2 separate regions of the Homo sapiens genome follow, and region 1 is linked to region 2. A link is an interaction called in ENCODE POLR2A ChIA-PET data of the cell type or tissue named here. Cell type or tissue: CD4-positive, alpha-beta T cell. All regions are shown on one strand.

Region 1 (4,000 bases), 69 kb after region 2:
AGACGTTGGTGTTGGGAGCTGGATTCCTGTCTTGCTTTATGGGCTGTGAAGGATGTGAGGGAGAGAAGATGGGTGACCCTGTCAGGTCTCCAGCTCCTTCCGTGGGCCCTGTAGTGTTTACACATGAGCGAATGTCCACCATGCAGGGGTGCTAATAATGAAAACAGTAGCCATAACTTTCCTTACTGAATACTTGTTGGGTACCAGGCACTGTTGCTGAGTGCTTTACTCAAATAGACTCTAATCTTCACAGCAACACTGTGAAGAGGTATGATGAGCTTATCAGCCCTACTTTATAGATGAGAGAATTTAGGCAAGACATGGAATAACTCACCCAAGATCCCACACCTTGGACTCTAACCCAAGGCGGAATCTTCTTGTCTCAGTGGAAGGTGAGGCCAGATGACATTCAGGGTGTCTTACACCCCCAGGGTTCTAAGGCCCTGTCTTGTGGCTCATCCTGGGCTATTTGGATGGGGTTGAGAGGGTCATTGGGTTTGGGGCAGGAACAGTGGTTACGACTCTCGGGATGACCTGACTGTGGATGCTGGTGCTGCCCTCGAGGTCAGTGATAGGGCTCCGTGAACAGGGTTCTCCCGCTGGCTGTTAGGAAAGGGCCTCTCTAGGGAAGTGGGCTGGGACATCCCAGCTTATCTCAGCATCTCAGTTCCTCCTGTCTTCCTTCCTCTACCCTTATGGTGATTTAGGGCTCTCAGAAGCTCCAGTGGTAATTTTTTCATGTCAGCCTACCCAGAAACTTATATATATATTTTTTGAGACAGAGTCTCGCTCTGTTACCCAGGCTGGAGTACAATGGCACAATCTTGGCTCACTGCAACCTCCACCTCCCAGGCTCAAGCGATTCTCATGACTCAACCTCCCAAGTAGCTGGGATTACAGGCATGTGCCACCATGCTCAGATAACTTTTGTAATTTTAGTAGAGATGGGGTTTCACCATGTCAGCCAGGCTGGTCTTAAACTCCTGGCCTCAAGTGATTTGCCCGCCTTGGCTTCTTTTGGCCTCCCAAAGTGCTGGAATTACAGGCGTGAGCCACCGCACCTGGCCCCAGAAACTTCTTGATTGTGTCATGAGCGCACTCAGCCTGTAGATCTCTCCTCAACCCCCACTAAGCTCTGCCTCCCAAGAAAGGCATAGAGCAAGTGATGTCCAAGTGCCTGGGCCTCCAGGGCCGGCAAGACTTGAGCTGTCTTGTTTGGGGGGCCAGGGTGGGATTAAGGAGCCAGCTGTCCTCCTAGCATCTTGCTTTCTTAGTTTACCAGCCTCTGCTGACCGAGGGAGTTCCTGCCAGCCAAGGGTGGAGCTCCTTAAAAAGTGCCTCGCGCTGTACCTGACACATGGGCCCCAAACACATTATTTTTTTGGAATAGATCAATGGCCGTTCTTTCTGTTGGACCCGCCTGCTTTCTAAATATTCACCCTGGCCTCTGAAGGTTTTGAAGTTTTCAGAGGGAGAGTGATGGGGTACTCCTCTCACCTCCAAAGTATGTGGCGTTGGAGAAATCTTCTAAGTGTAATCTTCTGTCTTTTAAGGCAGAGCTGTTGTTGCTGTGCTGCTTTTGGAGAAAGAACATTGGCCTCGGAGGCCTATGTCAAATCCTAGCCTGAGAATAATGGCTGTCCAGTGGTCCCAGGGGGTTTCAGAGAGCTGAACCCTCTAAAAGAGTGTAATTCCAACACCTACCTTCAGTAAATAAATCAACCACAGGACTGCCTCCCACCCCCAAAGATTCTGGTCAACATCCCCTCCCAGTGCAGAGGAAGTATTCACATCATCAAAGGTTTTGTGGAACTTTACTTTTGGTATGGTTTCACATTATGAAAACGTATCCCAAATATTAACTGTTATGTTTTAGACAGTCCCCAGCTCCTCTCCCACCCCTGAATGAGAGTCTCGGCCCTGGAAGTTTTGTCCCTGCTCCTGGCAAAGCTGGCACTTTGCTGAAAGCTCGGACCTGCACCCAGGCCATGCATAATGGCCCTGGTCTCTTTTCTCCTCTGTCCTAGGCTGCAGGTACGGACGTGCCCCTGCTTGGGGGATAAGGCAGTATGGAAATGAAAGTTCAAGTCAGAAGTGTTTGGGGAATCCCCTGCCCCACTTGTGTTTATGATTCCTGCTGTCTAGATCTGACTCAGTTAAGTAGAGCAGAAGTTTGTTGTGAGGCAGGAAAGCGACTCCATTTTTAAGTCACATGGTGCTAAACCCATGTGGTCACACAGAGGTCAGCACAGACCCATAAATCATCAGAGGCCTAGGTTCTTCCTACCCTAGAGACATCTCCTCCTGCCCACAAGAGCAGCAGCAGCGTCTGAGGGCACCAACCTGTGCCTGGAGGGAGTCTGGCCAAGACCCCTCAATCCCGGCCATGTCTGGCCTGGCACAGGCTACAGGTTCCGCTGTTGAGGAATGGAGTAATGTTCTCCTCAAGTCCCTCTCACATGGCCCAACCACACTCTGTCTCTCTGGAAATTATTTCCATCCATTGGCAGGGCCAAGATTTTGAGCAGCCAGCCAAGAGGCACATTGGGTTACTCCCTCAGTCCCAAGAAGACTTTGTCCTCCTGTATTTTAGGCAGCAGGAGCTGTGACCAGTGGTTAGCAGAGTGGCCACATTCACTCAGCCCCAGCCCATAGTCAGGATAGCAGGTGCCAGTGCTATTGCCAGTCTGGGTTTTGCTTATGGCTGAGTTGTGAGCCCTCTGGGGTGGGAGCTTAGATTTAATGATTAGCGGCCTAAGACAAGATAGATGTTTTGGCCTGTTTCACTTTCCCAAGAGGTGATGGGAGCCAGCTTGGGCAGGACATTTTGGAGCCTGGATTTCTGGCCTGAGAGACAGACTGACTGTGTCTGTCCAGGAAAAAGCATCTACTTACAAACAGAGCATCCTAGTCACAATATCTGCTGTTGCAGGCCTGACCTTCCCCCATGCAAACATGCCCCTCTCTGTGCAGCCCTTGGGCGTATTTCACACGGGAGTCCCTGTTGGTGCTGGGGTTCACTTCCATTTGTGCTGTGAATTCAGCACTCAACTTGGCCTTTGCTTGTCTTCCTTTACCCTGAGGGTCGGGGAGCCCTGTGTTCTTGGCCAGCGTCTGCCAGGTCACTCACTCTCTGCCGCCTGGCTCCGGCTCCCTGTCTGTGGCGGCATTCTGAGTGTGTGTCTGCATTTCACCTCTGCCAGAACCTACCCTCCAGCACAGGCTGTCCCCAGCCCTTGCCTCTCGGATTTTCACTTGGCACCTGGCACTGCATTGTGTCCTTGGAGTGTTCGTTGTCACTGCTGGGCCTTGTTTCGCTTCAGCTCAGTGACATGGGTGGAAGTGTCATGGTCTCTTGGGTTGGGGGAAAGCTCCTCAGTGGCTCTGGGGTAGTTCCTCCAGGAGACTGGCACAGTGTGGTCTTCATGGCTGAGGTCTGACCACACCATGATCACTGCTGTTGGTCTGCAACTATTAATGGCACTGCTCCTTAGGAGCCTTTTCCCCATGAATGCCATCAGACTTCTACTCTATGAGTACCATTTCTGTCCCCACCCCAACATCGAGCACATTCTCATACTTTTTGTGATTATATATACTTAGATTTCTGTATTTTTGTTTCTTCTTGAAGTTGCTTGATGTTAGAAATTCATCTCTTCCTTACCAGGTGTTGAACTATCCCAGTAATTTAGCTTTTACTTGGCTTCTGCAACCTTTTTTTCTCTAAGCTCCTTATCTGTCTTGGGCCTACCACTTGAACACACTTGATCTTGTCTACTTATCTCGTCAATATGAAGCTAGGTATGGTTGTGTCTGGTTAGTACTTGGATGGAAGATCTGAGAATGCTAGGTATTCTAAGTCTTTTGAGGTGTTGGTAGGCTTTTTCTTATACCAAATGCAAAATCTTTATGTCACCATTGTTGTCATTCTCATCATCATAGTGATAGCTGGGATTAATTGAGCACTTATTCTGTGTTGGGCCTTGTGCTGCATTACTTC
Region 2 (4,000 bases):
AGCTTTTTATTCAACTTTAAATTGTACTATAATTCTTGTAGCCTTGTGGGTAGGGACCGTTCCTCCCATCTAGAATGAAAAAGAGTGGAGGTTTCATCAATTGTCTCTTAGGATGTGACAAGCTCTCACTGACTGGTAGGCTCCTGCTACTCCCCTACAGAGTTGGGAGTCAGAAGGTCAGATAAAGAAAGGTCAGTGTTTGATGGTTTAATGCCATGGATGTGTGTGGGAAGACAGGATAAAAAGAGATCTGTGGTCAGTCTTGACTCTCATAAATGTCATTCCTCCAGGGCTCTAGAGACTGTGAACCTAAAAGATGCACTCTCCCTGCTGTGCCGCAGTGTTTATGCCAGGATTGGCTCCAGGCCCCTGGCTAAGGTGTCCCCTTGCTCTGCACCAGCTCAGGCATTTCCAGTCACTCAGTTTGGTCTTTCTGCCCTCCCACTTGTCCTGTCCCCCTGGTGTCTCAGAGGGTGCTCTGCTCACCCTGGGGTCAGAGCCCTGACTCTGAAGTTGGGGTCCCTTTCTCATTTGCAGGTGGATCCTGCTACTCATTCCACAGCGCTCGGCCTGGTGGTGGGTGGAGGGGCTGCTGCAGCTGCGAGCCTGGCCCCAGTGGGTCAGTAGCTGGCTTGGGTCCAGAGTTGCTTTGCTCTTCTGGAACAGGCACCTCTGTCCTCAGAACTAGCAGCAGGTCTCACTCCACATCTGGAAAAGTTCAAAAGTGTTTGTCTAGGTGAAGGAGGCCCTTCGGGGGAGGGGATTCAAAAGCATGACATCATCTCAGTCAGGCCCAGCTTCCTCTGGAGAGAGAAAAGGGCTGGGCCAGGGTGGACCAGATGGGGTCCCCAGTAATCAGTATGCTGGGGGCGAAGAGGAAGAGAGCAGGCAAGAAGAGGAGTCTTGGAATGGTGTCTTGAGAAGGTGATCCTTTAATTCAGTGTCTGAATACTGCCCCCTTGGATGAATTCAGATGAATCTGACCTTAAAGTCAGAGTGGTGAGAGGGTCCCATCTAAACAGGAAAGAAGCCTGGATTGGCTTCTGCATCAATTTATTTTGATCAACCCACCTCCTGTTTAAGCCAGATGGGAGCCCATCCTTTTCTCTACAGAGATGTGGGGAATAAATTCCGATTTTTTGGCAGTTTAGACCCAGCCTAACCTCCTTGTTGCATCTACTCAAGAGTCAGCTAAACGTCAGTGTTCCATTGCTGCTTCCCTTCATGAACTATGGCCTTCCTTTTGGGCAGCACCTTGGTGATTCAGGCTCTTCATCTCTAAGACAGAGATAGTGATATTCCTTCTCCCCACTGCTTACCTGACACATAACAGTAAGACACGATTGCTGCAGTCACCATTAATAGCAATCTGCTTGCAGCAGGTTGTGGAAGGAAGCAGATATGAGAGAGTGAAACCCTTGTCATCACCTTTAGGGAAACCGTTCTTGGCCCCAGGTTGATGGCCGTGAAGCCAAAAGTCTAACTTCCCTCTTGATCCTGAGGGAAACAAGAGATGTCATTCTACCTTGCTGTTTACCTGGAAATCGCTGAAAAGTACAGATCTAGATCCCAATCAGGAAAATTTAGAGACAAGCTTTAGGGTGGCCTGGGACCCTCAGAGGCTCTTCCTTGAAGATGCAACTGCCTTTATGAACTCTGGATACCAAGTTCACCCTTAACATTTACAAGGCCCAAGGCAAGAGTACAACAGAGGCCTACATACTATATTTCTAAACATTTCAAGGTTGTAAGTCAGGCCAACTAACTAATAAAATATCTTCTATCCTCTTACCTTGACAAACATATCTTCGTGATCACCTGGAAGGCCAAGTTTCAATTTGGGATGCTCAGATTCTTGGAATTCACTGCCACAGTGCAGCTTAGCAGGAAGAGATGGCTCCTGGCCCCAGCCCACTTCCCTTCATCTACTTTCTACCCATGACTCTGGCTCACATTGCAAGGCAATTGCATGTGTGCCTGGGACACCCCACCCACAGGCTTAAGCACTAAGCACTAACTCTTCTCCCTGCAAGCAGTCATCATTTGGCCACCACTGGGCCTTGGGGGTGTACACCCTTGTGCTGCAGTTCCCCTTAGCAGGATGGACTGGGAGAAGCGGCCCATCGTGGATGTGAGCAAAGTGCCATTTGATCAAGAAGTGCTAGGACTTCTGGTCCCCACAGTATGACCTAGAAGAGAGGGTACATCCTGATTGGTCCTCACAGGAAGCAGGACAGGGTGTGGGCTCTTTGAGGCATAGGGTTCAGTCAAGAAGCTTCTCCTTCCTGTGTCTAATGAGGATACTGACTGGGAATGGTGAGTAACATCTGTAATCCCAGAGCTTTGGGAGGCCAAGACAGGAGGATCACTTGAGGCCAGGAGCTTAAGGTTACAGTGAGCTATGATCTCACCACTGCATTCTAGCCTGGGTGCTGTGATGACAGAGCAAGACCCTGTCTTAAAAAAAAAAAAAAAAAAGTATGTATCCCAGGATATACAGAAGAGATGTGCAAAGACACTCATGAAGATCTTCAGAGAAAAATGAGATCCAAAACATTATACTATAATACTATAATAACTTAGCATTTGTTATCTCATTGTTTATCCCAGCAATCCATGTAAGGTAGCCAGAAAAGACCCTTACTTAAGAGGTAAGAGAGCTGAGATACATACATGCATTAAATTACATGGTTAGTTATTGGAAGAGCCAGAACAAAGCTTGTCTACCTTCCCACTACATTGATGAGAAACCAGACCTTGTGTTCCCTGGTTCATTAGCTGAATTCCTAGGTCAGAGCATGCTAAAAGAAGAAAAGGAAAGGCGAATGGGTTTGAAGGCCATGAGCAAAAGGATGAGGGGAGTATGGGAATGGGAAGTCTGAGAAGTATAGATTTTTAAGGGGATCGCATAGAGACAGTGAGTCTAGTGATTATTCCAAGAGTTAGTATACTGGATGGAGAGTGACCAAAAAAGAGGATACAGTGAAAAGAAAAAAGAAGCATGACCTTTTGCACACATTAGATCTTTGCAATATTTATGCAGGTGTAATTTTATATTTTAGTATGTAACTAAACATACTATGAACATCACCTCATAGTTCCACGTTGCTACAGTTTTTATAATTTTTTTCTTTCTAATGTTTGTTTATATGATTATATAATGATTATGGTATATTAAGTGCATATATCACTTATCCTATCATAATTCATTTAGTTGTTCACGTTTCCCTCCTATAAATAATACTGTATGAGACATTTGTATGCATATAAATCTTTCCTTCCCTATGTCCTCAGGGCAAATTTGGTAGTGGGAAATTAATCCACTGTCCAGGAGTATGTTCTTGTTGCTGCCAACAAGGGGCAGCAGGGAATGTTCTAGACGAATTCTACCTGAAGTCAGGAAATTGCATCAGGTGATATCACCAGGCTGATATCTTTAGGTTCTGATTCTTCCTCCTCGTTTCCCTATAGCTTCTGGGTTCATGAGTCTTGACAACAACGGTACTGCTACCCCAGAGTTACCTACCCAGGGAACATTTTCAAATGTTTCTACAAATGTATCCTACCAAGAAACTACAACACCTAGTACCCTTGGAAGTACCAGCCTGCACCCTGTGTCTCAACATGGCAATGAGGCCACAACAAACATCACAGGTAAAAACAGCATTTGTGTCAGATCCCGGAGAGATGCTGGTGATGCTTGGGTAAAGCATTTAGGATGTTTTCAGACCGCTCCCCTCTCCACAGAGGAAATTATACAAGTCCCTAGTATTAATGACTTGAGTATCATGCTTAGGGTGCCCTGAAGTAAGTTCTAGATAATTCTTCCTTCAGTGACAGTTTTCTCAGGCCCATGTCTTGGGAGCTGATCCTGATCAGTAATGCCTCCATACCCCTTCTCTCATGCTGAGTCTAGCTTAGTGATAAAATAAGGATCAGAAGACTCAATAGAGATCTCCGATCTCTTCTAAAGGAAAGAAGGTGGGTACAGGTCCAAACT

The links. Peaks named below come from ENCODE experiments on the same cell type or tissue, not always from the same donor. Only the 100,000 strongest peaks of a DNase experiment are listed, where the experiment ranks them.
Region 1: POLR2A ChIA-PET joins it to region 2 with 7 read pairs; 4 of 35 experiments call an interaction of 5 or more read pairs at or near these places.

Annotation. Positions count from the first base shown.
Region 1 is chr1:207,830,170-207,834,169 of GRCh38, reverse strand. No RefSeq gene overlaps it. Among named protein-coding and RNA genes, the nearest start is that of MIR29B2CHG, 9.5 kb to the right of the region's middle. In CD4-positive, alpha-beta T cell, no CTCF peak of the experiment used is centred here; a DNase peak (open chromatin) is centred at 2,129; H3K27ac peaks cover 3,201 bases.
Region 2 is chr1:207,899,475-207,903,474 of GRCh38, reverse strand. CD34 (CD34 molecule) reads left to right here. Exons shown (of 8, transcript NM_001025109.2): 2 at 3,472-3,654. Among named protein-coding and RNA genes, the nearest start is that of CD34, 9.6 kb to the left of the region's middle. In CD4-positive, alpha-beta T cell, no CTCF peak of the experiment used is centred here; no DNase peak of the experiment used is centred here.